2 separate regions of the Homo sapiens genome follow, and region 2 is linked to region 1. A link is a loop called in an ENCODE intact Hi-C map of the cell type or tissue named here. Cell type or tissue: GM12878. All regions are shown on one strand. Each heading gives the region's core, and the rest is flanking DNA. Links, peaks and the distances in the headings are about the cores only. Region 1 overlaps GPR156 (G protein-coupled receptor 156). Region 2 overlaps LOC124906274 (a long non-coding RNA gene).

What was found. Peaks named below come from ENCODE experiments on the same cell type or tissue, not always from the same donor. Only the 100,000 strongest peaks of a DNase experiment are listed, where the experiment ranks them.
Region 2: it touches region 1 in a loop (8-fold over the local background); 32 of 110 quality-filtered maps call a loop at or near these places.

The regions. Positions count from the first base shown.
Region 1 is chr3:120,235,792-120,252,768 of GRCh38, forward strand. It overlaps GPR156 (G protein-coupled receptor 156), which reads right to left. Exons shown (of 10, transcript NM_153002.3): 2 at 8,212-8,687; 3 at 7,849-7,985. The coding sequence starts at 8,307. Among named protein-coding and RNA genes, the nearest start is that of GPR156, 41 kb to the right of the region's middle. RefSeq lists an enhancer at 6,921-8,120. In GM12878, for the core only: a CTCF peak has its summit at 8,649 (motif pointing right); a DNase peak (open chromatin) is centred at 8,640.
Region 2 is chr3:120,350,732-120,366,111 of GRCh38, forward strand. LOC124906274 (a long non-coding RNA gene) reads right to left here. Exons shown (of 4, transcript XR_007096033.1): 4 at 11,800-15,380. It also overlaps the pseudogene BTNL12P. Among named protein-coding and RNA genes, the nearest start is that of LRRC58, 9.1 kb to the left of the region's middle. In GM12878, for the core only: a CTCF peak has its summit at 7,287 (motif pointing left); no DNase peak of the experiment used is centred there.

The sequences.
Region 1 (16,977 bases), core at 6,549-10,548:
AGGTGTTTATAGCATTCTCTGATGGTTGTTTGTATCTGTGAGGTCAGTGGTGATATCCCCCCTATCATTTGTCATTGTGTCTATTTGATTCTTCTCTTTCTTCTTTATTAGTTTAGGTAACAGTCTATTTTATTAACTTTTTTTTTTTCAAAAAAAATCAGCTCCTGGATTTGTTGGTTTTTTGAAATTTTTTTTTGTGTCTCTATCTCCTTCAGTTCCACTCCAATCTTGGTTATTTCTTGTCTTCTGCTAGCTTTGGGATTTGTTTGCTCTTGGTTGTCTAGTTTTTTTAGTTGTGATGTTAGGTTGTTGATTTGAGATCTTTCTAGCTTTTTGATGTGGGCATTTAGTGCTATAAATTTCTCTCAACACAGCTTTCGCTGTGTCCCAGAGATTCTGGTACACTGTCTCTTTGTTGTCACTAGTTTCAAGGAACTTCTTGATTTCTGCCTTAATTTCATTATTCACCCAGGAGTCATTCAGGAGCAGGTTGTTCATTTCCATGTAGTTGTATGGTTTTGAGTGAATTTCTTATTCTTGAGTTCTAATTTGATTGTGCTGTGGTTGGAGAGACTGTTTGTTATGATTTCAGTTCTTTTGCATTTGCTGAGGAGTGTTTTACTTCTGATTATATGATCAATTTTAGAGTGCCATGTGGCTATGAAAAGAATGTATATTCTGTTGTTTTTGGGTGGAGAGTTCTGTAGATAACTATCAGGTCCATTCAATCTAGAGTTTAGTTCAGGTCCTGAATATCTTTGTTAATTTTCTGTCTCAATGATCTGTCTAATATTGTCAGTGGAGTGTTAAAGTCTTTCACTATTATTGTGTGGGAGTCTAAGTCTCTTTGTAGGGCTCTAAGAACTTGCTTTATGAGTCTGGTTGTTCCCATATTAGGTGCATATGTATTTAGGATACTTAGCGCTACTTGTTGAATTGAGCCTTTTACCATTATGGAATGCCCTTGTCTATTTTATCTTTGTTGGTTTAAAGTCTGTTTTGTCAGAAACTAGGACTGCAACCCTTGCTTTTTTCTGTTTTCCGTTTGCTTGGTAAATTTTCCTCCATTCCTTTATTTTGAACCTATGTGTGTCTCTGCACTTGAGATGGGTCTCTGGAAGACAGCATCTGGGTGTTTGCTGATGCTGACGGGTCTTTGCTCTTTGGCCAGCTTGCCATTCTCTGTCTTTTAATGGGGGCATTTAGCCCATTTACATTTAAGGTTAGTGTTGTTATGTGTGAATTTGATCCTGTCATCATGACGCTAGCTGTTTATTTTGCCAACTTGCTTATGTGGTTCCTTCATAGTGTCACTGGTCTGTGTACTTCAGTGTGTTTTTGTGGTGGCTGGTAAGTTTTTTCTTTCCATATTTAGTGCTTCCTGCAGGAGCACTTGCAGGGCAGTCCTGGTTGTAACAATTCCCTCAGCATTTGCTTGTCTGAAAAGGATCTTATTTCTTCTTCACTTATGAAGCTTAATTTGGCCTGATATGAAATTCTGGGTTGGAAATTCTTTTCTTTAAGAATGTTGAGGCCGGGCGCAGTGGCTCACGCCTGTAATCCCAGCACTTTGGGAGGCCGAGGTGGGCAGATCACGAGGTCAGGAGATCGAGACCATCCTAGCTAACACAGTGAAACCCCGTCTCTACTAAAAATACAAAAAATTAGCTGGGCGCGGTGGCGGGCGCCTGTAGTCCCAGCTATTCGGGAGGCTGAGGCAGGAGAATGGCGTGAACCCGGGAGGCGGAGCTTGCAGTGAGCTGAGATCGCGCCACTGCACTCCAGCCTGGGTGACAGAGCGAGACTCAGTCTCAAAAAAACAAAAAATAAAAAAATTGTTGAATATTGGCCTCCAGTTTCTTTGGCTTCTAGGATTTCTGCTGAGAGGTCCACTGTTAGTCTGATGGGCTTCCCTTTGTAGATGACCTGGCCTTTCTCTCTGGCTGCCCTTAACATTTTTTCTTTCATTTTGACCTTGGGTAATCTGATGATTATGTGTTTTGGGGTTGATCTTCTTGTGGAGTATCTTACTGGGGTTCTCCACATTTCCTGAATTTGAATGTTGGCCTGTCTTGCTAGATTGGCGAGGTTCTCCTGGATGACATTATGAAGTATGTTTTCCAATTTGGTTCCATTCTCCCCATCTCTTTCAGGTACTCCAATCAGTTGTAGGTTTGGTCTTTTTACGTAATCCCATATTTCTTGGAGGTTTTGTTTGTTTTCATTCTTTTTTCTCTATTCTTGTCTGCCTGTCTTATTTCAGAAAGACAGTTTTCAAGCTCTGAGATTCTTTCTGCTGCTTGGTCTACTCAGCTATAGACACTAGTGATTGGATTGTGACGTTCTCACGTTGTGATTCTCAGCTCCATTAGGTGTTTTATGTTCCTCTCTAAACTGGCTATTCTGGTTATCAGCTCCTGTAATGTTTTATCATGATTCTTAGCTTCTTTGCATTGGGTTAGAACATGTTCCTTTAGCTCAGCAAAGTTCGTTATTACCCTCATTCTGAAGGCTACTTCTGTCAATTCAGCCATCTCAGTCTCAGCCCAGTTCTGTGCCCTTGCTGGAGAGGTATTACAATCATTTGGAGAAGAGGCACTCTGGCTTTTTGAGTTTTCAGCATTTTTGCATTGATTCTTTCTTATCTTTGTGGGCTTATCTACCTTCAGTCTTTGAGGTTGCTGACCTTTCAATGGGTTTTTTTGGGGATCTTTTTTGTTTATGTTGTTGTTGCTGCTTTGTTTTTCTTTTAACAGTCAGGCTCCTCTTCTGCAGGGCTGCTGTGGTTTGCTAGTGGTCCACCCCAGACCCTAATCACCTGGGTCCCTTCTGCACCTGGAGGTATCACTATCACCAGCAAAGGGTGCAAAACAGCAAAGATGGCTGCCTGCTCCAAACTGACGCTGGCCCAAACACTCCTGTAAGAGGTGTCTGGGGATCCCTTTGGGAGTTCTCACCCAGTCAGGAGGAATGGGATCAGGGACCTGCCTCAAGAAGCAGTCTGGCTGCCCCTTGGGGGACTGGGTGCACTGCACTGGGGGGATCCCCTTTTGTCCAGACTGCCCAGACTCTCCAGAGCCAGCAGGCAGGAAAGGCTAAGTTGGCTGAACCACAGAGACTGTGGCCACCCTTCCCCTGAGGGGCTCTGTCCCAGAGAGATCAGAGTTCTGTCCATAAAACCCTGGCTGGAGTTGCTGAAATTCTCACAAGGAGGTCCTGCCCAGTGAGGGGGGATGGATCGGGGTCCCACTTAAAGAAGCAGTCTGGCCACAATCTGCCACAGCAGCTGTGCTGCGCAATGGGGAGGAAGTTCTGTTCTATGCTGTTTGTTGAGACTTTATCAGAAATTGATGTTGAAGTTTGTCAAAAATTTTTCTGTATCTACTGAGATGATCATATAGTTTTCTTTTTTAGTTGGTAAATGTCATGAGTTATTGATCAATCTTTAGATATTAAACAAAGCTTACATTCCAGGGATAAACCTCACGTTGTCACAATGATGTATTCTCTTTTTAACATTTGGTGATACTCAATTTGTTAAAATTTTGTTTAAAATTTTGAATCTATGTTTATAGGACATATTAGCCTATAGCTTTCCTCCTCCCTTCTTCTTCTTCTTCTTCCTCCTCTTCCTCTTCCTCTTCTTCTTCTTCTTCTCCTTCTCCTTCTTCTCCTCCTCCTCCTCCTCCTCCTTCTCCTTCTCCTCCTCCTCTTCCTTCTCCTTCTCCTTCTTCTCCTTCTCCTTCTTCTTTTTCCTATTCAATTTTGAAATCAGGGTAATACTGCCCTCATAGAATGAGTTGGGAATTACTTCTTTATTTTCAGTTTTTTTAGAAGAGTTTGAAGTTGAACTGGTAATATTTCTAAGTCACAGCTTAGTTGGGTGCCTGTGGCTCAGGTTTTCACATAAGAATACAGTCAAGGTGTCACAACAATACAGTCAAGGTGTCACCTGTTTCAAAGTTCACTGACATGGCTGTTAGCAAGCCCCAGGTACTTGCTGGCTGCAGGCTGGAAACATCAGTTCCTTGCCAATGGGGGCCTCTTTACAGGACAGCTTATAACACAACAGCTGGCCTCCCACAGAGTGGGAGTTAGTGGGACAATGAGAGAGCTCTAAGGTGGAAGCCACAGTTTTTGTGAACTAATGCCAAAAGCGACATCTCACTAAAAAGCAAGTTAGTAAGTTCACCTCATACTCAAGGAGAGAGGACTTCATAGGAGTGTGACTACAAGGAGGTGGGAATCATCGAAGAACATCTTAGAGGCTATCTACCATAGTTGTTTACAACATTACCTTATCCGTCATATCTACAGAATCTATAGTGATGTCACCTCTCCCATTCCTTATTTGGGTAATTGTATCTTATTTCTTTTTTTTCTGATCACTTTGGCTAGAGGTTGATCAGTTTTACTTATCTTCATAGCTTTTGGCTTTACTGACTTTTTTTTCCTATTGTTTTCTGTTTCCTATTTTATTTTCTAACCTGATCTTTATTATTTCCTTTCTTCTACTTACTTTGGGTCTCATTTGCTCTTTTTTTCTGTTTGTAAGGTGGAAGATGAGGTCATGGATTTGAGACATTTCTTCTTTTCTAATATGGGGTTTAGTTCTCTAGATTTCCCCCTAATACTGCTTTAGTGGCATCCAACAAATCTAGGTTGTATTTTCATTTTAATTCTGGTCAATATTTTCTAGTTTTCCTTTTGATTTCTTTTTTGACCATGGATTAAAGTGTTCTATGTAGTTTCTAAATATTTCAGGATTTTCCAGAGATCTTTCTGTTATTGATTTCCATTTTAATTTCATTGTCAGAAAACATAGTTTATATGACTTGAATCCTTTAATTTTTTTTTTTTTTGAGACAGAGTCTTGCTCTGTTACCCAGGCTGGAGTGCAGTGGCATGATCTCAGCTCACTGCAACCTCTGCCTCCCGGGTTCTCCTGCCTCAGCCTCCCAAGTAGCTGGGACTACAGGTGCATGCCACCACACCCATCTAATTTTTGTATTTTTAGTAGAGATGGGTTTTCACCATGTTGGCCAGGCTGGTCTCAAACTGCTGACCTCTGGTGATCTATCCGCCTCAGCTTCCCAAAGTGCTGGGATCACAGGCATGAGCCACTGCACCCGGCTTGAACCCTTTTAAATTTAATGAGACTTTTTCTATGGCCCAGAATATGATATATCTTGGTAAATGTTCCATGTGTACTTCAAAAGAATATGTATTCTGCTGTTGTTGGGTGAAAGGTAATATAAATGTCAATTGGGTCAAGTTGGTTGATAGTGTTCAAGTTTTCTTTATCTTTACTGGTTTTTGAAATTTTTATAAAAATTCAATATCTGCAACTGGATTTAAACATTTTTGTATTATTTTTATTGTGTTAAAATATTTTTCTTCCTCTCCTTTCTTGCATATACACACACATGAATACTCACACACACAGTCCCAAATTTAGAGACCACAGAATTGTAACGAAATAAAGCATCTGATTGTGATGCTGCATCTTTTAACAAATGTATTGTTCAATAAAACACTTTTGAAACTGGGTTATTTTATCTTTCCTTGTCTGACCTTGTAAGCCACTTAATTGTAAAATGTGTTTTTATTCACAATACCTCTTAATATTTTATTCTTTATGCCAAGTCATGCTCCCACTGCAAACAAAACAGGCAGCAAAATATTTAATAGAGTGAAAGAAATATAAGGGTTTCTAGTATAATGCTGTTTACAGGTGTTCCTGTTTTAACAGGATATATAAATACTTGATAAACCTTGTATTCTGCAAAATTATATGTAAAAATAATAGACTGTGGGGAAAATAGGATGGGGTCATAACACTCAAAACAGTTAACTTTGTAACAAGAGTATTAATAAAATATTAATTATTCCAACTAAAACACTACCACCCAGTAAATGTCCACTAGCATTTGTACCCAGGATCAAAGTCAACTTCTACAGTCTTAAATCTCAAGACACAGGTCCTCAGGGGCATTCATCTCCAGTAGATAACATTGTCAAAAAATTAAAAATCTGCTCTGGATCTGTGCTTTCTTTAACAATCAACTGAAGTTTTTAAACATAAGGCAAATGTCTTCTCCACTTCTTCATCTACTCCTACAGCCTCATCTTGTAGGGAAGACACAAGTTCTTAAGCCATTAAGCCAGACACTACTTGCACCAAGGGAAGGAACTGCCAAGCTTAAAGCTTCCTTTACTAGCTGTGAGAAAGCTTGCCCCTGAATGTTTAAATTATTGATTTGCTGGGGGAAAAGTAACATATGAATCAATGACATAATTTTCTTATTACCAACTGGGTAATACCAATTGAGTATTACTTTGCATTATAGAAACATGTTACAGCTGAAAAGACTGTACTCCATAGTTCTCTAACCTTGAAATGCATGATTTTCCCAGTCACTTTGTTGGCAGCAGCCACCGTTGGGATTTAAATCTCTTTCCTCCCAGGATCACTGGATGCATATTTACTGAGCACCTATTATATCCCAGAGTCTGTTCTAAATGCTGGAGACACAGTGGTGGGCACAAGAGGACAGGCAAAGTCCCTGTGTTCACAGAATTCCATTCTGGTAGGGGATACAGACAATCAACAGGTAAATCAACAAATATGGTAATAGCAGACTATGCTTGCTATAAGGAACATAAAACAGGCTGATAGGATATGGAATGAGATGAGGGGGTGATCATGGGTAGGGATACTACTTTAGATAGGATGATCAGGGAAGGTGTCTCTGAAGAGGTGACACTGGAGCCAAGACCTATAAGATGAGAAGGAACTAGTCATGGGAATATCTGAGGAGGACTTCCAGGCAGAGGGAACAGTACAGGAACAGTAAGTACAAAAGCCTTGAGATGGGAGTCAGCGTAGTGTGCTTGAGGAACAGAATGAAAAGTGGCTGAGGCAGTCTCTGGGGTATACTCTAGTTGGAGTGCCACGTATCACCACCATGCTGAGGCTGACCCAACAACCAATCACTGCTGCTTAACAATTCCACGTCCTCCATGCCTAACATGGCAAAACAGCATCCCAAAATGCAACTGACCAATTCTCATCTGAGTGTCAAATCCACAGGCAATGGAGCACGACATGCTTGGTCACCACACAGGGTAAGGCTGGAGTGGGGCTGGACGAGTTTGGCTGGTTTGAGGAAGTTGTTAATTTCTGATTGTGGGCTCCATCTAGAAGTCAGCTGTGGGCTAAGGAGAGGGCTGGAGCAGGGCTTCTCATGAGGCACCCTGGGACGGCTGTGGTAGGATGAGGGTACAGTGTGGGGGTGGGAGAGATGGGATGGGCCCTGAGGAAGGATGAAATTGCATCCAAGGCAAGGTGCTATAAGTCCCTTCAGAAAAAAGTCACCATTTTGCTTCTTTTGCGAATCCTGGGAGCCATACTTACCCTGATAAGCTGATGACTTTCTAGTCAGCCAGAATTATCTAGCAAATAGCCAGGTAGCAGTGCTTCACTGCTTTTGCAGAAACCCTAACTCACCCAGACTGGTTCTGCTGTGCTGTCCTCAAGTTTTTGTGTTGTTTTGGAATCCTCTACATGGTCTTCATTTTAAATACAGATACCTCATCTTCTCAGAAGGATTGTACCTCCATTATAGAGAGAGACTCTTCATTCTCTTCTTTGGATACCCTTGCAGTAGTTAGCACAATACCGACCTAGATCTTTCCCCTTCTCAACAGGTAGACTATTTCAGAGGGAATGTCTCATGTGGTTTAATCCTGTAGTGGGAGACCAGATAGTGGCTTGTGCTGCCAAAAGATACTAACATTTGGGATTTCATGATTGAGCTATGTGTGATGAGAAACTGGGCTGCTTACCTGTTCTTCCTGCAGTGAATTGTAAAGGCAAGAAAGAAAAGTATCAGCAGAAGTCCACAGCTGAGAAAAGTCCAAACAATACCCAAGAGGACAGGAGATAATGAAGAGATGGTCTTACTGCTGTGGTGGGAAGATGTCTGAGGACAGAATAAGGAGGAGCTGTTAGGAATGAAGGATCTTCTATAGGTCAAAAACAAACTGCCCCATCGTCACCAAGTGCTGGGAAATATGTATCCTGCATGAGCAGTTTCTCCTCCCACTCCTCCCCTTCCTCATCCCCCTTTCCCTCCACCTCCTCCTCCCCAACACCACCACCACCACATACATCTGAGCAGCCCTGGCATCCTGTGGCTGCTCACTTACAATTGTTGTCTTGCAGAGATCATGAAGGGGTCTCCGATCCAGCTCCTGGCCAGGAAAACTGTCACACAATTCAGAGCAGTTTATTTCAGGCTCCATGTCACCACATGCCCCTGTTGGTGTGTGCTTATTCACAGTCTTGGTTACCCACTGGTAGGGATGTAGATCTTTGACTAAGACACAAGAGCAACTCAAATCTTTTCTTCAGAGGCCCCATTTTGGAGCTGGCTGCAGGCTCAGAATCCAGAGTGAACAACCCATTCAGGTAGAAGCAAAGGGTTATTTCGCTAGGCTCCTTCATCAGACATCCTTCAACTGGTGACCCTCCAAAGTCAGACATCCTTCAACTGGTCCCCTGCTGCGAGTGCATGCCATGTGAGTCAAGAGTGGACATCTTAGTAACCATCAGGCTACACAAGGTGATGATTCTGGTTAACCACCAGATGGCAGTCACTGTTCGAGTACCCTCACTCTGGTTCCTGAAGAAAGGAAAGCAATTAAACCTGTTAAACAAAGGCATGTATACACACACACACACACACACACACACACACACACACACACACACACGTAAATGGTTTATTAGAGAGGTTTTAAAATATCATCTATTTTAATTATATAGTTATATTTTATTATACACTTTATTATATATATTACAAAGGTATCAAATATCATATATTTAAATCAACATATTTTAAGCCATTATAGTAAATAATATTTTTAAAACAAAGATAAAGCATATCTAACATTTTCTGCAGTTTCTTTTCAGATCCTGTTTATGGCCCAGTACTGTAAAGACCTTAGCTTAGACTTGTGAGCCACATTTTTCTTTTTTCCATACTGGGAAACCCAGTGCCCTCCCAAGATCTTTCTAGGCAGCTCATGGCTTAAGTTCTGTCTGATCCTGGATGGTGCTGGGCTCAGGTGCCCCATGCTGTCTCCACACATGATCTGTCGGTCACTCTAGCTCTTGTTCTCTCTAGCTCTTGTTCTCTATGTCCAGTCGGCTGGGGTCAAAGAAAGGTACCCAAGCTGCCTGCAAGAGTCTTTGTGTGTTTGTATTTAAACTGTGAGACTAACAGGCGTGAGATAGACTACTCAGGCAATAGGGAAAGAAACTGGGGAGCTCTAGGAACTCCTGCAGAGTGAGTGGCTGGCCAGAGGATGGTGTTATTTCTCTCAGAAGATCCTTGCAATATGAATAATGTGATCTAAAGAGAAGCTCAGCCTTGTGGAACAAAGACAGAAAGGCAAAAAGGCTCAAATTAGCACCAGTAGAAAAGATAGCCATATCCCTAATTCTTTAAAACAATCAATCCCTTAATAGAGAAAATAGATTTGAAATTTTACCAGTGGTAATCTAAAAGAGGCTGCCACTTCTGCTTTGTATTTTTTAAACAGCTTAGCACAGTTTTCTTTGATTGTGGAGGAAAATTGGACAAGGCAAAAATATCCATTACTATTATCTCAATAGCCACTGAACACAGGGCCCATGTTTAAGCCAGAACAACAGTGACAGGTGGAGAGTGCCATCTTTGGAGTCTGTGTGCTTAGGCACAAATAATATAGCACCAGGTGCTGACCATTCATTGGCCTCTCATATGTTCCTGAATTATTTACCAGGTTTATTACAATGAAATCCCAAGAGAACTAAAAGCCACTATCTCCCATCAAGGCATTTAAATTATTGCATATTCTAGTCAGATTATTGAATGCAAAATTAAGAAGCAAATATAAAAACCTATTTGCATTCTAATTTAGTTGAGATTTTAATTGCTAGAAAGATATTTTTTCTTTTCTTTTTTTTTAAAGTTAGAGATTTCCTATTGTGCCTTCTAGCACAGAACCATACTGCAACCACAGGGAGGATTATTACAACATGATGGATTAGAAGAAAATGTATTTTTCCTATATTGCCCTTTTAATCATAGTGGCAAATAAGTACACTTATATTTGAACCATTATTCATTCAATGTTTATATATTATTATATCATTTGGAAGAAGTGTATATGTATATGTATGGGTGTATATATACATAAAACCTCATTTTGTCCTCACTACAGTGTTTTGTGATGTAAACACCATTCCTCATTTTCAAATAAGTAAACTGAAAAGCAGAGAAGAAGAAAACCCTGCTCCAAATCTGCAGAGGCAAGAATCCCAGGAGTTTACATTCCAAGGTCAATGTCATCCCAGTATACACTCCACATGGTGCAGACACTCTGGACTAACTTCTTCCAAGAAGATACCAAGGGGCCTCTTGGGTTTCTTCAGCTTTAGTTCCCAGAGGTGCACTTCTGTGGGCTCCCTAGAGCTTGGCATGCCATAGTGCCTCTTTACCAGTAGTTCTCAACTATGCAATTTTGCACCTTTAGGGGACATTTGGCAATTCTGGAGACATCTGTGGTTGTCAAAATTAAGAGAAGGATGCTATTCACATCTAGTAGGTAGATGCCAAGGATGCTGCTAAACATACTATAATTCACAGGATGGTCTGAACAACAAAGAATTATCTGGCCCCAAATGTCAACAGTGCTAAGGTTAAGAAACCCTGGTCAACACTGTGCACCCCAGGTGGGCTGACAATCTTAAACTTAAATTATCTTTGAGGGATTCTGTAAATATGATGGGGTTGTCCATCTGAGCCTAAAGTCCTGGGGGATGCAACTCTGACTTGGAATAAATTTCTGAGCACATTCTAGAGGTACCCTTGGATAAGCTAAACTCACTGGCTTGGAACCCTGAATGCTAGGCCCCTCTTCAGTCCATGGATATCCAGTGTAGAAACTTTATATACCGTGATATTGGGCTCCTACATGGGACAGGCATTAAACTGCAAACTTGGCACACATTCAGAGAGATTCACACAAGAGGAGCTGATGAAACAATGAAGGGCTCAATCATTGAAAGGAAAGAGTTGAATGGTTTCAAAAAGTGTTTAGTGATTGGGAAAGTGGGTGGGGAGTTATCAGAGAGGGTAATGGTAAGACTTCTGACCACAAGATATATACAGAATCGAAGGCACAAAGGGAAGGGTCTTCCAGGCCCCTCCAAAAGCTACCTTCCCCCTGTACCCTCACAACTAAGTCTCTAGGGAGAAACTGTTTATGTCATAGACAGTAGTAGACCCAAGGCCATGTGTGGTAGTGTTTGCAATTTATTTGACAGAGATTACAGAATCCTTCCCAGTGATTAGGATCAGGAAAACAGACACTATCCCCAAGCAAGATGGTCATTTGCAAGTTCACCCCTCTGTACAGGCCCATATCTTTCTCACAAAATCTCTATTCTTCTATACGTAATTTATGACCAGTCATACAAATACTGTCTTTTAACAAGTTGTTTTGGTTGTTTTGCAGTTGGTAGAACTTCTGCTTCTGTCTGTGAAGAATTAACTGCTGTGCAAATTGCTTTTTTCTGTGAACAAGTTGAAAACCAGACAAAACACATGAAAGAATCATTTTCAGGCATTGTACAACAGATGCCACACAACTGGGCTTCCTAAGAGATACTGCCTGGAGGTCATTTCCAGGTCACAGCACGTGGAGGGAAAACCAATCAGAACCTAGAATTCTACCTGAGGTAAGGGGGAATGGATTGGAATTTAAGGATGTTGAGGTGGTTAGAATTTGTGGGACAGAGTAATGAAGAAGAGGGAGATACAGAGAGTGGGGAGAGCACTTTGGAAATCTGCAGAGGATCCCCCCCAGTCTTCTCCTAAGTATGATTTGGATATGAGCTGGAAGAAACTACTTGGAGTTGAAGAAAAAAACACTGATAGGCAATAGCTGAGTAATTCCTGGAGCTCACACAGGGCTGAGACTACCCTGTGTTTCCATCAGCCAGTGTGGAGAGACCCCAAAATACACAGGACATTGGATAAAATCCTCAGAAAAGCCACATCTTAGTAGTAAAAACAAATTAACTCTAAACTAGATGTTACTCTGGATATACCCTAAAGGAAAGTCTCAAATGGATCAAAGTGATCTGTAAAAACTCAACTGCATTCCAGAACACAACTCAATGCTCTTAAAAGGAATATAACAACATCCAGTGCTCAACAATGTAAAATTCAAAATAATCACCAGGCATTCAAAGAAATGAAAAAATATGACCTATACCCATAAAGTTTTAAAAAATAGATAAATAATATCAGACACAGAAATAACAGAAATGATATAACTATCACACAAGAACCTTAAAACAACTATTATAAATATGCTCTAGGATATAAAGCAAAATATGAACAAAATGAGGAGAGAATTGAAAGATAAAAAGGAGATCTAAATAGAACTTCTAGAGATAACAATATAATATCTGAAATAAAAATGTAACAGATCAGACATTGCAAAAAGAAACATTGGTTAACTTAAAAACATAGCAATAGAAATTATCCAAAAATCTGACCTCATTTAAAATTGCTTCACACTCCCTCTGGCTTTTGTAAATGTTCTTTCTCTGATCTGCCTTTTCCTCCATTGTCCTCAACAGCTTTTATTTTTATTTATTTTTTTTTTTTGAGACAGAGTCTCACTCTGTTGTCCAGGCTGGAGTGTAGTGGCAGGATCTCAGCTCACTGCAACCTCTGCCTCCCAGCTTCAAGCGATTCCCCTGCCTCAGCCTCCCTAGTAGCTGGAATTACAGGCACCTGCCACCATACCCAGCTAATTTTTGTATTTTTAGTAGAGACAGGGTTTCACCATGTTGGCCAGGCTTGTCTCAAACTCCTGATCTCAAGTGATGCACCCGCCTCGGCCCCCCAAAGTGCTGGGATTACAAGTATGAGCCACCATGCCCAGCATGTCCTCAACACCTTTTAATGTGTTATTTAATTTATATATGTATTGGTGTCCACCGATTATTGACTTCCCCCATTAGAACACAAATTCTGTGAAAGTAAGGATCTTAATTTTGTATACCAGTGTATTTTCAGGTGCATAAACAGAAAATGATTGATAAGAATGATATATGGCGGCGGATCAAGATGGCGAAATAGAAGGCTCCACTGATCATTCCCTCTGCAAGGACACCAAGTTAACAGCTGTCTACACAGAAAAAAACACCTTCATAAGAACCAGAAATCAGAGCAGAAAGGCAAACTAGATCAAACTCAGCTGAAATGTGCAAACGGAGGGAGGATTTAAAACAGCCCTAGCCAGAGAAGAATCACCAATCCCAGTGGTCTAAACTTGAGTGCCTGTAAACCTCACCAGTGAAGGCCACAGTGCTCTTTGTCTCCAAGTAAACTTCAAAAGCAGTCTAGGCCATAAGGACTGCAACTCTTAGGTGAGTCCTGGTGCTGAACTAGGCCCAGAGACAGCAGACTGGGAGTGCATGCAACCTACTGAGACACCAGCTGGGGCAGCCAAGAGAGTATTGGCATCACCCCTCCCCTTACCCCAGGCTACACAGCTTACAGCTCCAAAAGAGACCCCTTCCTTCCACTTGAGAATAGGAGAGGGAGAAGTGGGGAGACCATTGTCTTGCGTCTAGGATACCAGCGCAGCCACAGCAGGATAGGGCACTGGTCAGAGTCATGAGGCCTCCATTCTAGGCCCTAGAAACCAGGTGACATTACTAGACACACCCTGGGCCAGAGGGAACCCACTGCATTGAAGGAAAGGACCCAGCCCTGCCGGCATTTATCACCTGCTAAGTGAAGAGCCCTTGGTTCTGAATAACCAGCAGCAATAACCAGGGACTATGTTGAGGGCCTTGGGTGAGCCTCTGAGACTTCCTGGCTTCAGGTAGAACTCAGTACATTACCAGCTGTGGTGGCTGCAGGACAAAACTTCTGCTTGATAAAAGCAGAAGGAAATGTAAAAGGGACTTTGTCTTGCACCTTAGGTACCACCACAGATACAGGGGGTTAGAATACCAAGAGGGCTCTTGGAGTCCCTGATTACAGGACTTGACCCTTGGGCAGCATTTCTGGACCTTCCCTGGGCCAGAGGGGAGCCCACTGTCCTGAAGGGTGAGTCTCAGGCTAGGTAACATTCAGGACAAGCTGATTTAAGAGAACTTGGGCCTTAAGGGAACATCAGCAGTAGTCTGGCAGTCCTCCTCATGGGCTGGGTTGGCAGTGGCCAACATGGCGAAACCCTGTCTCTACTAAAGGCAGTTCCTCTGCCTTTGGAAAGGGGAGAGAAGAGTGGGAAGGACTGTGTCTTGTGGTCTGAGGGCCAGCTCAGCCACAGTATAATAGAATACCAGGTAGACTTCTAAGGTTTTGGACTCTAGTCCTTGACTCCTGGACCTACCTGGGGCATAGGGGAAGGACAAAGCCTTTCCTCTAAAATCTGGAACACAACAAGGATGCCCACTGCCATCACTGTTATTCAACATACTACTGGAAGTCCTAGCTAGAGCAATTAGATAAGAGAAAGATATAAAAAGCATCCAAATTGAAAAGGAATAACTCAAATGATCATTGTTTGCAGACAATATGATCTTATATTTGGAAAAACCTAAAGACTCCACAAGAAAAATGATTAGAACTGATAAATTCAATAAAACTGCAGGATACGAAATCAACACACATTTACCCAAATAAACATGAATCATTCTAGTATGTTCATTACAGCATTATTCACAATAACAAAGACATAGAATCAACCTAAATGCCCATCAATGGTAGACTGGATAAAGATAAAAAAATAAAGTTCTTGTAATACACAAGAACTTCACAATGCAATCACAAGTATCCATAGGATGGACCAAGCAGTGGAAAGAATTTCAGAGCTTGAACACTATCTTTCTGCATATAGACAGGCAGACAAGAATACAGAAACAAATAAAAAGAGAAGGAATGAACAAAACCTCAGAGAAATATGAGATTATGTAAAGAGACCAAACCTATGACTTGACTGGGGTACCTGAAAGAGAGGGGCAGAATGGAACTGAGTTGGAAAACATGCATCAGGATAGCATACAGGAAAACTTCTCCAAGCTAGCAAGATGGGCCAAAGTTCAAATTCAGGAAATGCCGAGAACCCCAGTAAGATACTCCACAAGAAGATCAACTCCAAGATACATAATCATCAGATTCTCCAAGGTGAAAATGAAAAAAAAAATGCTAAGGGTAGCCAGAGAGAAAGTCCAGGTCACCTACAAAGGGAAGCCCAACAGAAAACAGTGGACTCCTCAGCAGAAACTCTACAAGCCAGAAGAGACTGGAAACCAATATTCAACATTCTTAAAGAAAAATATTTCCAATCCAGAATTTCACATCGGGCCAAACTAAGCTTCATAAGTGAAGGAGAAATAAGATCCTTTTCAGACAAGCAAATGCTGAGGGAATTTGTCACAACCAGGCTGCCCTGCAAGCACTCCTGAAGGAAGCACTAAATATGGAAAGGAAAAACTGTTACCAGCTACTACAAAAACATACTAAAGTACACAGACCAGTGACACTATGAAGCAACCACAAAAACAAGTCAGCAAAATAACCAGCTAGCATCATGATGACAGGATCAAATTCATACATAACAATACTAACCTTAAATATAAATGGGCTAAATGCCCCCAATTAAAAGTCACAGAATGGCAAGCTGGATAAACAGCCAAGGGCCATCAGTATGCTGTCTTCAAGACACCCACCTCAAGTGCAAAGACACACATAGGCTCAAAATAAGGGAATGGAGAAAAATTTATGAAGCAAATGGAAAACAGAAAAAAGCAAGGGTTGCAGTCCTAGTTTCTGACAAAACACACTTTACACCAACAAAGATAAAAAAAAGACAAAGAAGGGCATTCCATAATGGTAAAGCGTTCAATTCAACAAGCAGAGCTAACTATCCTAAATATATATGCACCCAATACAGGAGCACCCAGATTCATAAAGCAAGTTCTTAGAGACCTACAAAGAGACTTAGACTCCCACACAATAATAGTGAAATACTTTGACACTCCACTGAAAATATTAGACATATCACTGAGACAGAAAATTAACAAAGATATTCAGGACCTGAACTAAGCTCTGGATCAAGAGGACCTGATAGATATCTACAGAACTCTCCACCCAAAAACAACAGAATATACATTCTTCTCATCACCACATGGCACTTTTTCAGCAAAGGCAAAAGTATTGAAATCATAACAGTCTTTCTGACCACAGCACAATCAAATTAGAACTCAAGATTAAGAAATTCACTCAAAACCACACAACTACATGGAAATTGAACAACCTGCTCCTGAATGACTCCTGGGTAAATAACAAAATTAAGGCAGAAATCAAGAAATTCCTTGAAACTAATGAGAACAAAGAGACAACATACCAGAATCTCTGGGGTGCAGCTGAAGCAGTGTTAAGAGGAAAATTTATAGCACTAAATGCCCACATCAAAAAGCTAGAAAGATCTCAAGTTAACAACCTAATATCACAACTAAAAGAATGACAGAACCAAAAGCAAACAAATTTCAAAGCTAGAAGAAGACAAGACATAACCAAGATCAGATCAGAGTTGAAATGAAAATATAGACACAAAAAACCTTTCAAAAAAATCAATGAATCCAGGAGCTGTTTTATTTAAAATTAATAAAAAGATAGGCAACTAACTAGACTAATAAAGAACAAAAGAGAGAAGAATCAAACAGACACAATCAGAAATGTTAAGTGGGATATCATCACTGATCCCACAGAAATACAAACAACCATCAGAGAATACTACACACACCTGTATGCACATAAACTAGAGAATCTAGAAGAAATGGATAAATTCCTGGACACATACACCTTCTCAAGACTGAAGCAGAAAGAAATTGAATCC
Region 2 (15,380 bases), core at 5,488-9,487, 110 kb after region 1:
AAGAAAGGATTCAAACATAATTCAGAAATAAGAGTTGGCCAGGTGCCATGGCTCATGCCTGTAATCCCAGTGCTTTGGCCCAGGCCAGCAGATCGCTGAGGTCAGGAGTTCCAGACCAGCCTGGCCAACATGGGGAAACCCCGTCTCTACAAAAAATACAAAAATTAGCCGGGCCTAGTGGCGCTCGCCTGTGGTGCCAACTACTACACAGGCTGCTGGGAGGATTGTTTCAGCCTAAGAGGTAGAGGTTGCAGAGAGCCATGATTGTGCCACTGCCCTGCACTTTTTTTTTTTTTTGTCTCAAGAAAAATAAAATAAGAGGTAAGATTACAAATCAGTGGAATTAAAGGGAAAAAGATAACCTCAATAATAGCAAATGAGGCTTCCTAGTAGAAAGTTTGGAAAAAAATACTTAGTATGGGAACTCCACATTATATAGAATAAAGGAAAGGAAGTAGAAAAAAAGTGGTGTAGGTAAAGAAATGAGTAACCTGACAAATTTTGAAAACCTACTGCTTGCAACGCTGTACTAGGAGCTTTTAATTTAATAAAGTCTCCAACTATTTGGTTGTTGAATTTAGGATAAATGTAACCAGACCATTGAGCAGCTAAGATAACTGAGAAACTGCTTTCTAAAAGTTGAAAACTGTGTTTCTGCCTCATTGAAGCTATTGGCAAGGAAACTGTAAATTTCAGTGTAAAATGCACATCTCATGTCCAATTAGAGTAGGTTCCTACTTACATAGAATGACTATCTTTATTCATTTTTGGATTCTCCCTCACACCACCACCATCCCCCATTGCCTAGTATGATTTCTTGCAAATAATTTGGATTGACTGAGTTGGATATATCTCTTAGTTAGTGGACTTATTTTTTGAATAATTAGAGTAAATTGTAAAGTCCTTGAAAAGAACTGTCTTATTATTATATACCCATCCCCTAACAGTGCCTGCTCCACAGTAGGTACAGGTACTCTATATCTTTTGAAACACTGAATATATTTGTAAATATTAAGTTTTAGTTGAAAAGGAATTTTTATTTATCAAACACCTTTTATCACAAACCTTAAAAAATGTAATTCTACTTATCGCCACATTTATAAATAAGAATGTTTATCCGCATTTTAGAAATGAGGGAACTCAAGCTCAAAAATGATGAGTAAAGTCTGCTATCACAGAGAGTGAAAGGCTAATTAGAAATTCAGCCTTAGGGCTGTGTGGCTCCAAAGTCTATGTTCTTTCCACTACACTACACTGCTCTCTTGAGCTTAGTTTTTTTTGTTTTTTGTTTTAAATGATTCAAAGCAATAAGATCTTCCAAATAGTGTCAGTATTACAAGTGGCATCTATCCATTGATGGTACTTTGAAATATTGTGATTGTTGGAATTATACGGCACTTGTCTTAAGGATTGGGGGTTTTGTGGGCTTCATACACAAAACTGGAGCAGAGGCACCTGAACCAAACATAATTTGGGGTGCTGTCCTTGTATCATATGACGTCACTTTAGAACCTATGTTGATCGGAGCCATAGTGGACATCTGACCAAGGTAAGCCCATCAACAGACTGCCTGGTGGCCTGTCACTTATAAGGCACTGCCCAAACAGAAGCAGAGATTATTTTTTTTTCTCACTCGCCCAGGAATTTAATCCAAAGAACCCAGAGGGAAATTCCAGTTGGTGGCAGATCAGAAAGAAATTACAGTTGAATCAGAAAGAAGCAGACATGGGGAATGTCGCTAATTTTTTGTCAATTGTGAAACATAAGTGTGAAGATTCATAAAATATTGCTGCTGAAATCTAGGACTGCCTCATATCCAGAGTAACGCACCAGGTGCAGCTTCACTGAGGCCAACTTGTTAACAGCTGGATTAAATGTGAGCATCTTCTTACTGCCCAGTATAATAACCCTTCTCTATCTTAGCTAACGTGGATGTATCTCTTTTCACTGCAGCCAGATGGGTTTAAATGAAGCAGCATCCCCCAATCTTACAGTGGCCCTTGAAACCCTCCAGTCAGCCTGGAGAATACTGAAAACTTTCTGGGAGGTAAAAGAGCTGTGGTGGCTTGTGAACCCCCACAGTGATGGGGTTCATCTGTGGCTAGCTGAAAGAGATGCCTGAGAGGGGAGTGGAGGCACTGGAGAAGGTAAAGGACAGAGGAGACAACAGAATATGTTACATAGGGAAAGGAACATGGGTTACAGGGAACTGGGAAAGTACATGGCCTGTTTGTCCACTTATCAGAACTTCACCATTATGTCAGGCTTGGCCAATTGAATACATTTCAAGATAAGTCTCTTGACTGGAATAGTATTGGACATTTAGGAGACCAAATGAATTCTCCTCCTCCTTCAGCTACCCTTTCTAGGCTTCCTGAAGGCAGGAACTGCATCTGTTTACCATGGTATCCCCCAAGACATCGTAGGCAGCAAATAGTGAGTGAACGCAATAAATGCATGAATAGTTTTTGACATACCTTACTTAAATAGGCCCTATTGACCTACTGACTGCAGAAAAAACAAGAAATAATCTAAGTAGAGAATCCTTTCATAAACCATTCTAGTTAGGAGGCAGCATACTGATGCAGTTAAAAGAGTGGGCTTTGGTTTTTATCAGATACAGGTTTCAAAACCCACCTCTGGAAATCAGATTTCTCTTACTTAATCTTGATTTTGTTACTTAATTTCTGTAAGGCTTGATTTCATCATCTGTATTATAAAATATATTATCTGTTCCATAGGGTCATTGTAAGGTGAAAATCTAAAGTGCTTAGCATAGTACCTAGCACAAAGTCAATACTCTGTAAGTAGTGGCAATTATTATTATTAGCTGTAATAGTAGTTAATGTTATAACTATTGCTCTCTGCCACTTGTTATATCATGATCAGGGTAGAAAAACAAAGTTGAGAACAGTCTTTACTCATGATTGCACAATTTCCTACATAAACCATGGTCCTCTGCTCTGGGCCATTCTGTGTCTTAGGGATTAGGATTTGGGAGGTTGGTCTGACCTCTCTTGCCCAAGATTTATGCTTATTGTCTTTTTTGTCTTCAAGGTATATCAGGACCTCATGCCTGCTAAACCCACTCCTACCTTTATTTTAGCCACCTCTGATTCAGACTGTCCTTTCTAAAGCACTGCTTTCATGATTTCAACCCATCTCTTTTCCTCCTGCCTTTACCCCATGTTTCCTCATTGCTTATCAGATGAAGGCCAGTTGCTTAGGCTAGCATGCAAGGTTTTGATTTATTTCCACTGCTAAATCCCTCTCAGTCTGGTTTATCCATATTGGCCTAGGATGGTTTAAAGTTCTGCCATCTCCCTGCCAATTGTCCAAATCTCAAAAACCGGTTACTCTATGTTTAGGGCAGCATTGAAAGTAGAAGGAGCTATAGTCTTTCAATCGATCCTGAGGAGGAGTTGGCTTCTATATTTATAGGGACCAAGAGTAAGTCTTCAGCCAGTTTTGTGATATAAGGTCTAGCAGTTTGATTTTCAGCAGTTCTTCCTCTGCCACAGTTTGCTATTGCTGTAGAATTGATAGATTAAAATGTCTCCTGAAATATGTCTCCGGGCTTCTTTATCGAAGTTTAGTCCCTTTTATTTTGAAGATTCAAATAATGACATCTTTGGATATCTTTGGAGTCTTTGACTAAGCATTTGTTAGAGCTATAAAAGCATCTTCATGGCTACTCCCGTTGAATTCACTCCATTTAGGGGTTTATCTTAGACCCGGTGCGGTGTTTTCCTTATTGATTGTTTTGGGAGTTGAAGTGACTATCTTTTAAATTTTATCCACTTGCTCAGCTTATGTTGGTTCCATATTGGCTTGTTTGACCTTTTCATAGATAGCTAGTCATAACTACAACTATAAATGAGCTAAAATAATTTTAATCCCTAATTCATTCACAGATAGACATTGAGTACCTACTGTGTGTAAGAAACTGTACTATATATTGCAAGGTATAAAAACTAGTAAGAATAATAGGTAATGTTTATTGGTTATTTTATAAGTGCCAGGCACTGTCCTAGGGGCTCTGTCTAGGGATTATTTTTATTTAATCCTCACATCCCTTCTATAAGGTACATATTATTATCATCATTCTTCAGACAAGAAAACCGAGATGTGGGAAAATTAACTAACTTGCCAAGTCACATATTTATGGTGTGCTGGATAACAACATAGTAAAATGTTCATGATTTTGTTCAAATACAATCACTGCCTTCAAGAGATTTACTGTCTGGTAACAGAGATTAAACATGAACCTATAAAGAAATCCAAGTTAAAAAGGGCAAAAGATCTGAGTAGACATTTCTCCAAAAAAGATATAAAAATCACTGATAAACACATGAAAAGGTGATCAACATCATTAGCCATCAGGGAAATACAAATTAAAATCACAGTGAGCTACTACTCATACCCACTAAGATGGCTAAAATATAAAAGACAGCTAGTAAGTGATGGTGCAGATGTAGAGAAATTGGAACCCTTATAGACCAATACTGGGGATGAAAAAGTGGTGCAGCCACTTTGGAAAATAGTCTGGCTGTTCTTCAAAAGGTTAAAAAAAATAGTTACCATATGATCCAGCAGTTCTACTCCCAGGTATATACCCAACAGAAATGAAAACATACGTCGTCACAAAAACTTACACATGAGTGTTCATAACAGCATTTTTCATCATAGTCAAAAAATAGAATCAAACCAAATCTCTACCAACTGATGAAGGATAAATAAAATGTGGTATTTACATACAATAGAACATTATTCAGCAACAAAAAGAAATGAAGTGCTGATACATGTTACAACATGGATGAATCTTGGAAACATTATTCTGACACATAAGTGAAAGAAACCAGTCATAAAAGAACACCTACTGTATGATTCTATTTATATGAAATCCTCCAAAATAGGCAAATCTTTAGAGACAGAAAGTAGATTAGTGGTTGCCGAGAGCTAGAGGGAAGGGAGAATGGGCAGTGGTTGCTAATGAGTACAGGGTTTCTTTTTGGCAGGATGAAATTGTTCTAAAATTCATTGTGGTGATGGTTGTACAACTATGAATATACTACTAAAAAATCATTGAACTGTACACTTTAAGTAAGTAAATTGTATGATAGGAAAATATATGAAGTATATATCAATAAAGTTATTTTTAAAAACATGAACCCAAAGTAACTAAAATATAAAATAACATTTGGTAACTCATACAGAAACATAACCAAAAGCTATCAAAGTTCAGAGGAAAAAGACCATTTAGGCTACCACAGTTAGGATAGCTTTCAGAGGACAATGGGATTTGGATAGAGCTGGGATGAAATATACAAAATTGAAGGAAAAAAGAAAATATTTCTTACAAAGCATAGCAAAAAGGAGAAAATTATAGCATATATTTGGGAAATGGTAAGGGGTCTGGTTTGGTTGGCATGCTTAGTGCTGATGGTTAGAATAGACAAATATTGATATGCTTTAGATAATTATGGGAGAAAATATTTAAAATTTTAACTTTGCCCCCAAAAATCTAAGGTGTACTGTTAAGATACAGCACAGAGGAAGAGTAGTAGACTTTGAAATGATAGGTGTGTCTAGGCCTTGGAGAAAGAGGTATGAATACTAGGTAGGAGATCACCTCTGATTCTGCCCTCACTGGAAGCTCCAGATCCCATTTCCTTAACTTGTGTTCTTTATTAGCCTTGCAGTCTTTTCACGAAGACTGCAAGGCTTGGGAGAGTCTGTGGATTGTGGCACCTGTAGAAATAGTCTTATATCTGAGTACAAAGTATTCCTCATGGTTTCTCAATACTGTGCTAGCATCAAGATATTCCTCCTCTGCTTCAGGTGAAAGTCAAATGTAAGTCAAGCCTCAGCCCCCATAGTATGAATTCGAGAAGTGACACAAACTGGTCATAATTATTTCATTCCGTTATATTCCAGTTGTTTTCTTGAGAAAACCAAAACAAAACCAGGGCTAAACAACAAATCCAAAACAAAAATTCTTCAATACGTTGTGTTAATGGATATAGCTTTATTTTGAAACTGCATAGTTGTTTCCTTCACTCAGCCACTAAAAGTGATTTGAGAAACTGAGAGGACCTGGAGATGCAAAACCAGGAACTAACTGCTTCATTCATAGTCTGATGGGGTGAGGAACTTAGGGAGAAGCTGCCTCTGGCACCCATTCCCAGCAACAGGCCTCCTATTCTTGTCTTCTTCTTATTTACCCTGTTGTAATAAGTCTCTTTACCAAGGGAAGCGTTCCTTCAAACCCTTCTCTATCATTTACCTAGACTGTGCTGAGTGTCAGGACTAGGTCAACCCAGCTCAGACCCAGATGTAACCCATGTGCTGTGGGGTTGGAGAGAGAAGGGTTCCCTAATAAAGAATTGGCCACTGCTGAACTTGAGCCTCCAGGGTAATGGAAAAGGCTTCAAACAGGAGATACAAACCATGCTTATCCCTAAGAAGTAGAGAGTAAAGAACAAATCTCACTCTCTCCTTCCTGTACTGTCGCTCACTGTACCACATTATGTGTATAAAGTCAGTCTCTTCATTTCTTAATTTTTTCAGTTACAAAGTATTTATTTTAATGTAAATGTAAAAGGTCACTTTAGAAAATTCAGAGATATGAAAGGAAAACAACTGAAATCACACACACTCTCGCCATCCAGAAACAACTATGGTTTACATTTTGGCGTATTTCTTTCTTTTCCTATGTGTACATATTTCTTCCCACAAAGTTGAAATCATACATATATGTATATGTATATTAAGTTTTCTATTTTAATTTTTTTACCAAAAGTTGTATAGTGAGCATTATTCCCATGTTATTTAATTATTCTTCAAATATGTTACTTTGAAAAAATAGGTGCAGAATAATTCCCCAACATTGAAAAATTATGGAGTTCCTTTTGTTCCACTCTTCTCCCATAATACCTTGCAAACACTTTTTTTAGCTAACAAATACAGCCATTGAAATATTAAGTCTCATGGAGCTCTTTGCTGAGCTTTTATAGCAACAGTTTGGTAATAACAGTATCACCAAGCACTTTCCCTGGGGACATCAACAAGTGTCCCTTCAAAGACATGCTGACTCCACCTCACTTGCTTCTCACCTGGTGGATCAGAGGAACCAGCTGTAATACAAGTAAGCTCTTTTGATAAAGAGACAATTTATTGGGGAGAAATTGTTGACTGTGTTTGTAAACTGGAGAGTCAAATGACTGACAATGTAACTGAAGTGTTGAGGTATCTACATTCCCTTTACACTTTGTTGCCACCTAGAGCTGGTTCATTAGAGTTCTCATTGTTTTTCTACAAACCAGAGGTGAAAAGGGTACAATGCAAAATCTGTGTGCACTGCTAGAATTTTCTGTTTTGGGATAGTTTATACTTGTCTTTAGTAGTATATGATTTTTTTTTCTGTCTTTGTTGTTTTTCTTTTTTCTTGTTCCTGGTTTTTGTTTTGTTTGTTTTTTTTTCAGATGGAGTTTAACTCTTGTTGCCCAGGCTGGAGTGCAGTGGTGCAATCTGGGCTCACTGCAACCTCCACCTCCCAGGTTCAAGCAATTCTCCTGCCTCAGCCTCCCGAGTAGCTGGGATTACAGGAGCCCGCCACGATGCATGCCTGGCTAATTTTTTGTATTTTTAGTAGAGATGGGGTTTCACCTTGTTGGCCAGGCTGGTCTCAAACTCCTGACCTCAGGTGATCCATCCGCCTCGGCCTCCCAAAGTGCTGTGATTACAGGTGTGAGCCACCACACCCGGCCTCTTGTTCCTGTTATAAAGTGAAACTTTGTAAGAATCTTACACCAAATTCAATTCAATTCAGTTAATTCAACAAATACTTATTGGGTGCCTACAACTTGTAGAACACCATGATGGATATATGAAAGACAAAGAGGACCTAGCCATGCGCTTAGGGAACTTATAGTCTAGCAGGGCTGATTAGATAGGCATATAAATAACTGCAAGACAAAGTAGACCAGGCTATAAGAATATTTAATGAAGGAGAAATACTCACAAAATAGTGTCATGAGGAAAAAATTAAACTAGTCACTAAACTGTATATACAAATTGAGTTTTCTGAAAAAGTACACATGTAAAAAACTGGAATACTCTAAAATGGTAGTAGTGGCTGTCTGGGTGATGAATTAAAAGGGATTTTAATGTTCTTTATTCTTTTCTATTTTTTCAAAAAGTTATTTACAGTGAAACTGCTACTATTAGGATAAATAAAAGTAAGCTTTATTAAATGAGAGTGTCATGTAACAATAGAAAATGTAGTGCAAGTGCTGAGGAGCAAAGATCATAACTGACTGGGGTGGGGGAATTAGAAAGGCTTTAGGATTTATGTCTTTCAGAATGATGAAAAATTTTTTTTTTTTTTTTTTTTTTTTTAGACAGAGTCTCACTCTGTCACCAGGCTGGAGTGCAGTGGCACGATCTTGGCTTACTGCAACCTCTGCCTCCCTGATTCAAGCGATTCTCCTGCCTCAGCTTCCCAAGTAGCTGGGACTACAGGCGCACGCCACCACTCCCAGCTAATTTTTGTATTTTTAGTAGAGATGAGGTTTCACCATGTTGGCCAGGATGGTCTCAATCTCTTGACCTCGTGATCCACCTGCCTGAAACTCCCAAAGTGCTGGGATTACAGGCATAAGCCACCATGCATGGCTTGTTTTTTTGTTTGTTTGTTTGTTTGTTTGTTTGTTTTTGAGACAGAGTTTTGCTCTTATTGCCCAGGCGGGAGTGCAATGGCACGATCTTGGCTCACTGCAACCTCTACCTCCTGGGTTCAAGTGATTCTTCTGCCTCAGCCTCCTGAGTAGCTGGGATTACAGGCATGCACCACCACGCCCAGCTAATTTTTTGTATTTTTAGTAGAGACAGGGTTTCACCGTGTTGGCCAGGCTGGTCTCAAACCTCTGACCTCAGGTGATCCACCCACCTTGACCTCCTGAAGTGTTGGGATTACAGGCGTGAGTCACTGCGCCCGGCTGAAAAGCTTCTATATCTTAGAAATAGTAATAAAGTTTTACTGAATTGAAAAGACATTATATTTCTACAATTTTTTTTTCCCATGACATTTGACTATAGTCTCTGTCTCTATTAATGATAGGCTGGGCGTGGTGGTTCATGCCTATAACCCCAGCACTTTGGGAGGCTGAGGCGGGCAGATCACTTGAGCCAGGAGTTCAAGACCAGCTTGGGCAACATGGGGAAACCACATCTCTACTAAAAATTACAAAAATTAGCTGGGCGTGGTGGCATACACCTGTAATCCCAGCTACTGGGAAGGCCAAGGCAGAAGAATCTCTTGAACCCTGGAGATGGAGGTTGCAGTGAGCCGCAATTGCGTCATTGCACTCCAGCCTGGGCAACAGAGCAAGACTCTGTCTCAAAAAAAAAAAAAAAAAAAAAAGACCTATAGCTCTAGTAGCTGCTATCTGCCGTATTATCTTTTAAAATTTATATTATTTTAGATATGTCTTTAAAATATTTTACTACATGTACCATGAAGAGATATTTTCTAAATCAGAAGATGATGTCAATCACTAATCAGATTCATAGAGTATATAGACTTGGCAAAGAATCTTACTACTTGTCCCACTGAACGCAGAAATGCTTTATTTGGTCATTGGCTGGAATGGCTACTCGTTTGTCCTTCTTTTCTTCTGAAGATTTCTGTATCTGTTACGGTTCAACCCACAGAGCACATATTTTTCAGCGTCTAATAGGCTCTAGAAAGAGAGTTCCTATAATATTCTGAAAGTCAGCTGCTTCATCAGCCCATGAGCGTCCTGTTTTGGTAGATGCCCTGGGTGATGTGGCTTCCCATGGTGTGCGGGTGACATAGCAGAGGTTTGTCAGGTCAGAGTTTAGGTGGAATGTACAGGCTTCAGCTAACCTACAGAGTGAGAGTCTTGTCTCTGTGTAACCTGGATGAATTATTTATTTTCCTTCTGCCTTTGTTTCTCACTTATAAAATGAAGATAATAGTAGTACCTACTTTATAGGCTCATTTTATAGATTAGATTTGGCATTTGTAAACATTTGATGTAAAGTTGCTATTATTATGATGTATCATAGATAGACTCGATGGACTGTAGCAGATTTTTTAAAAATCTTAAATAGATAACAGGAAGAAGAGGAGAAACGAACATATGCTGAGAGAGTACGATTATGTTACCTTTGTTTTCTTGGAAATAGTGAGGGGCCAAAGAACAAGTAAAGAAATAATTGTCATGCAGTGTGATTCATGCAGCAATAAAAGTATGTTCAAAATAAAGAAGAAGGAATGATGAACTGCATATGGGTGCGGGAGGGCTTGAGAAGTGCTACTTGGGCAGAGTTGTTTTTTTGTTTTGTTTTGTTTTGTTTTGTTTTGAGACAGGGTCTCACTGTGTCACCCGTGCTGGAGTGCAGTGGCGCGATCTCGGCTTACTGCAACCTCTGCCTACCGGGTTCAAGCGATTTTCATGCTTCAGCCACCCGAGTAGCTGGGATTACAGGCATGCACCACCAGGGCCCAGCTAATTTTTTGTATTTTTATTAGAGACGGGGTTTTGCTATGTTGGCCAGGCTGATCTCAGATTCCTGGCCTCAAGTAATCTGCCTGCTTCAGCCTTCCAAAATGCTGGGATTACAGGCACGAGCCACGGAGCCCAGCCTTGGGCAGAGTTTTGAGTAAGTGAGTAGTTGGGGAGTGGATGAAGGCAGTGGTGATAAGGGATGTGCCAGGCACAGAGGATTTGGACAGCACCACAACTTTGGGATGGTAGGTGGGACGTAAAGTGCGGGGGAATAGTGAGAGATGAGGCCAGAGAGGGAGGCTGGATTCTGTGAGAATCAGTGGCTTTACCTATATGTAGATGTGCATTTGTGTCAGAGTTTCTTGAAAGGGCTGAGAGTTGCTAATTCCTTTCTTCTACCGCTTCCAAAGCTATCCTGAGCTTGTTAATGCCATTCCTATTAAACTATGGCCCTGGCTGGGCAGACTCATTTAGTACTGTCTCTTGGTTATTTTTCTCCATTTGGGAAGCATTGCACCATGACTTCGAAGATACACTTGTATATCTACTAGTTAAATGTCTTCCACTTTAGACTTGCACCAGCAACATCCAGAAAGGCCAGTGAACATGGCTTGGGAAGCATAGGAAACTGTCTTTTGTCCCTCATATATCTTCAGGGCTGACTTCAGATCCAAATGACTTCAACTGTGACTCAGTTAGAGAGGCAGATTTTCATATTATAGAAAGAGAGCTCCTGGTTCGTACAGCAAAACAAACAAACATGCACAAGATTAGGCTGTGTGAACTTGACTCAGTAGACATTCCCACATGGGGTACTGAGGTGCTGGAAGCCTGTCTACTAAAGGTGCACTGGTGGGCATGGAATCTAAAGGGGGTGTCTGTGAGGGCCATCCTGGGTCCCAGCAGCAGGTGGTTCCATGGTTATGCTGCCCCACACTTTCTTGGCTGAACCAAATTTTCTGCCTTTCATTTTGTTCCTTACAAAATGTCCTTCTTTTTGGTGACTGTTAACATACTTCTTCACAGTGCAGGTGAGTCATTTTTCAAAAAACTTTGTGGGCATTTATGAAATAGCTTTGGGGATAGTGAGGAAAACATTTGTTTGGAGATAAACGACATAATCTCTCTGAATCTCATTCTTTTCATTTGTTATATGAAAATAACAAATTTATTTTTTACAGGAAAAATTGTATTTATTTTAAAAATCTATATTTACTTCATAGGAAATGGTTAAGAGCAGATGGGAGAAAATAACAGACACATATTATAAATCATTATTGTTTATTCTGCTTTCTTTTTTTAAATGAGAAAAACTTCCACCCCACCCCCCCCAATTTGGTTTGTCCATTTGAAGCCATATCTGAATGACTAATCTCAGTCGTATCTATAGTGTGAACCTCCCAACCAAACCAAACAAAACAATACTAGACACCCACTTTCAAGTGACTCTGACAAGTGCCAATTTATAGTGTAGCATCCAAAATATTTGAAATCAGGTCTGTCCTGAAAAATCTGGATGGGCAGTCAACAAAGGGTTTATGTAAGTCTTTTTGTACTCAAATCTTCAACTCTCTTGGTGACAAACAATATACAGATGTTGGAAATGTTAATATGATTCAGCTAACCAAAAGTCCATAAGCAAAAGTTTTTTAAAAAAACACTGTGTATCCCAAATCTGGCTGTATAACTACTCCATAAAGTGATCAAACACATTTATAGTCTTCAGGCTTATGCCATCTTCCAGAGACCTGCAGCAGTTCTGTCAGTCCCTTAAAGGTGGCAGCAGCTTGAAGGCATCCTCAGGCTCCAGAGTTCAACTCAGGAGTTAGTACAAGGCCTGGTCAACCCAGGTTACATTTGCTGGCTCTTTTCTCTTGATGTTTGATTATTCTGTGTGTGTGTGTGTGTGTGTGTGTGTGTGTGTGTGGTGGGGAGGAGGGCGGGGGGGCTGGGTGTTGGGGGGTGTGTGTGTGTGTGCGGGTAGAGGAGAGCAGTAAGAAAAGTAAGGTGGTAATCCACTCATAGTTAGGAAAAACTCAACCAAATAAAGGAATAGGTATGTATGTAGGCAAGAAAGAGAATGATCTGTTGATTCTAATCTCACATTTTGTAGCAATATTAAGAACTTAATACTATGTGCTAGGTACCATGGCAGATGCGTTAGACAGTATCTTTCTACATTTTTCTAAGTGTTTTCCCACATTATTAACCTTTTTCTGAGCTTTTGCCTCGGCCTCTTAAGGCTTGGGAAGCTAAAGACACATGGTTTAGAAATAACACAGATTGAAATAGACAAAGGAGTTACTCAGATTCAAGCAGGGCCATCTGCAGACATATCAGTTAGAAATTGTCCTTTATACTAGTTACATCAGCAGGAAGTTGTGTTTCATGATGCATTGGCTAGAGCCTTTGGATCCCTGAGTTTGAGACCCCTTCCCTTGGGCCAGAAAGGGTACAACTGTAGCAAGAACTCCTGAGTACAACTGGAGAAGGTAGAATCAAGGACCACTCATGGGTAAACTACATATTCTTGTGAGAGACATTGGGGTGGGGGAACAGCTTACTAAAGTGTCCACTCATCTACTTTACTCCTGTCCTTCTGGAAAATGACCGAGCCATGTCATATAAAAACAGTCTGTAAGATCCCATGGTATTTCATTAAAACCTCGGACAGGTGTTATAATTCTAATTATACACAAGGAAGCTATAACTCAGAGAGATTAAGTGCCTTTCCTGATGCCAAATGATTAGTAAGGGGGTACTTAGAACTAGAACTTGGATTTACAATTCGTCAGACCAGGATTTTACAAAAATAAAGTCCCACAAAAATTATAAAACACTGCTTTTTGGTGATAACCACTTCAGAAAAATAATTTGAGCAAGAAAGCACTTCAGGTTTTTACTTGCAAATCAATCCTTCTAAAGGTTATGCAAGTTATTTCTCTTTGCCTCCTTTCCAGCCTGTCTTGTAGTCATTAATTCATTTAATTAGTCACTGATTCATTCATCAAACTTCGAACCAGTGCCTACTATTAGGAGACAAAAGAGCACATTTCAGTTGGAGAGCTTTGGAGTCAGACTGCCTAGCATTGAATGACAGCTCTACTGCTCACTAGCTGTGTATCCTTGAGTAACTTACTTCACCCACTGTGCCTTGGTTTTCTCAGTAGTAAATTGGGGATAATTACCTGCCTCAGTGTTAGTATCAGATTAAATGAATTAATGCCAGAAAAGCTCCTAGAATATGTTTAGAACATTGTAAATACTTGATAAATGTTACCAGATATGGTCAGAGTTCTCCAGAGAAACAGAACAAACTGGAAAAGAGAGAGAGAGGGGGTTGGCGGGGGGGTAGAGAGAGAGGGAGAGAGAGCCTGATTTTTTTTTTGAAGAAATTGGGTCATGCAGCTGTGCTTGTGGAGGTTGAGAAGTCCCAAGATCTGCAGTCAGCGAGCTGGAGGTGCAGAACAGTCTATGGTATAGTTCTAGTCTGAGTCTGAAGGCAGGAAAAGACTGCTCAAGCAGTAAAAGCAGGAGTTCCCTCTTACTTGAAGGAAGGTTGGCTTTTTTGTTCTATTTAGAACTTCAACTGATTAGATGAGGGCACCTACATTAGGGAAGACAATCTGTTTTACTCAGTCTGTCCACTCAAATGTTAATCTTATCCAGAAACACCCTCATAGACACATTCAGAATAATGTCTGACCAAATATCTGGGCACCCCCATCAACAGCCACGTGATTATCACTACTGGAATGAGCAGATTGTATCTGTCATTCATCTGGAATGTTCTCTATTACATGTCTCTTAGGCTGTTCTTTGCTTGGCTGATGGCTTGGAAGCTTCCTTGTCTACTAAGTTACCATTTGAATTTGGTCTTGGTGCATAACCTATTTTGCCTTCTATTTCATCTCACCTTATTTGATATAATGAGGTGAGATGAAATATCAAATAGTAGTCTTATTTAGGCTCACACTGACCAACTCTTCTGCCTTTCCACTGCTTGTTTGTTACCTGCATAGTGTCTCTAGAAGGAAAAAAAATGCCTTCCTACTGGAGTCCATATTTTCATAATGTTTAAGTCTCATTATTCTCTCTTACTCAAGCTGAGAATTTAATTAGTCTTTTATGTTCGAAAGTTTGGTAACCATGACCCTAATGGTTCTTTTTAAATTCTGAGAGGTCTCGTTTCTTTTTGCAGTGGTACTAGTATCTTACTTTGTGATCTTAAGCAATTGTGCTTCCTGGGAATCAGTTTTGTCTTTTAGTAGCAGAGACATTTTACAGAAGAATTCAATTTGGAAGCCTAATTTATAAAGTAAATTAGGGAGGGATTGTTCTGATTGAAGTGTTAAGGGAGTGGAGATCTCACTGACTTGCTCTTCACCTGGTCATCAGTGGCAACCTATGAGGTGGGCTTTGGGGAAAATAGTTCAAAAACATTGAATCAGAGGATCTGTAAGCTTTCTTGCAAATATAACACATCAGCATTCTATTCCATGTCATTATTCTATGAATATACATAGTGCATGGCTATATTCCCTATAGCCCTCAGGTCCTGCTATGGATAGCTCTGCCCAGATTGGTAGATATTTGTGGCAGGTAGAATAGACTTACTTACTGAACATCTTTTCCCGCCTTTCTGATGTGCATTCCTGGATTGCTGAAACTGGAGAGTAAAACATATTTCCAAGATTCCTTTGCAGTTAGGGTTCTGGGAATGACTTAGAGTCTGCCAATCAGATATATTTTCTCAAGAATTAAATGGCAACTGATTGAAGTGGGGAGAAAGGTTATAGTGCATGACGCATTCTTTCATTGGCCAGTGCAATCTAGCAGGTGCAG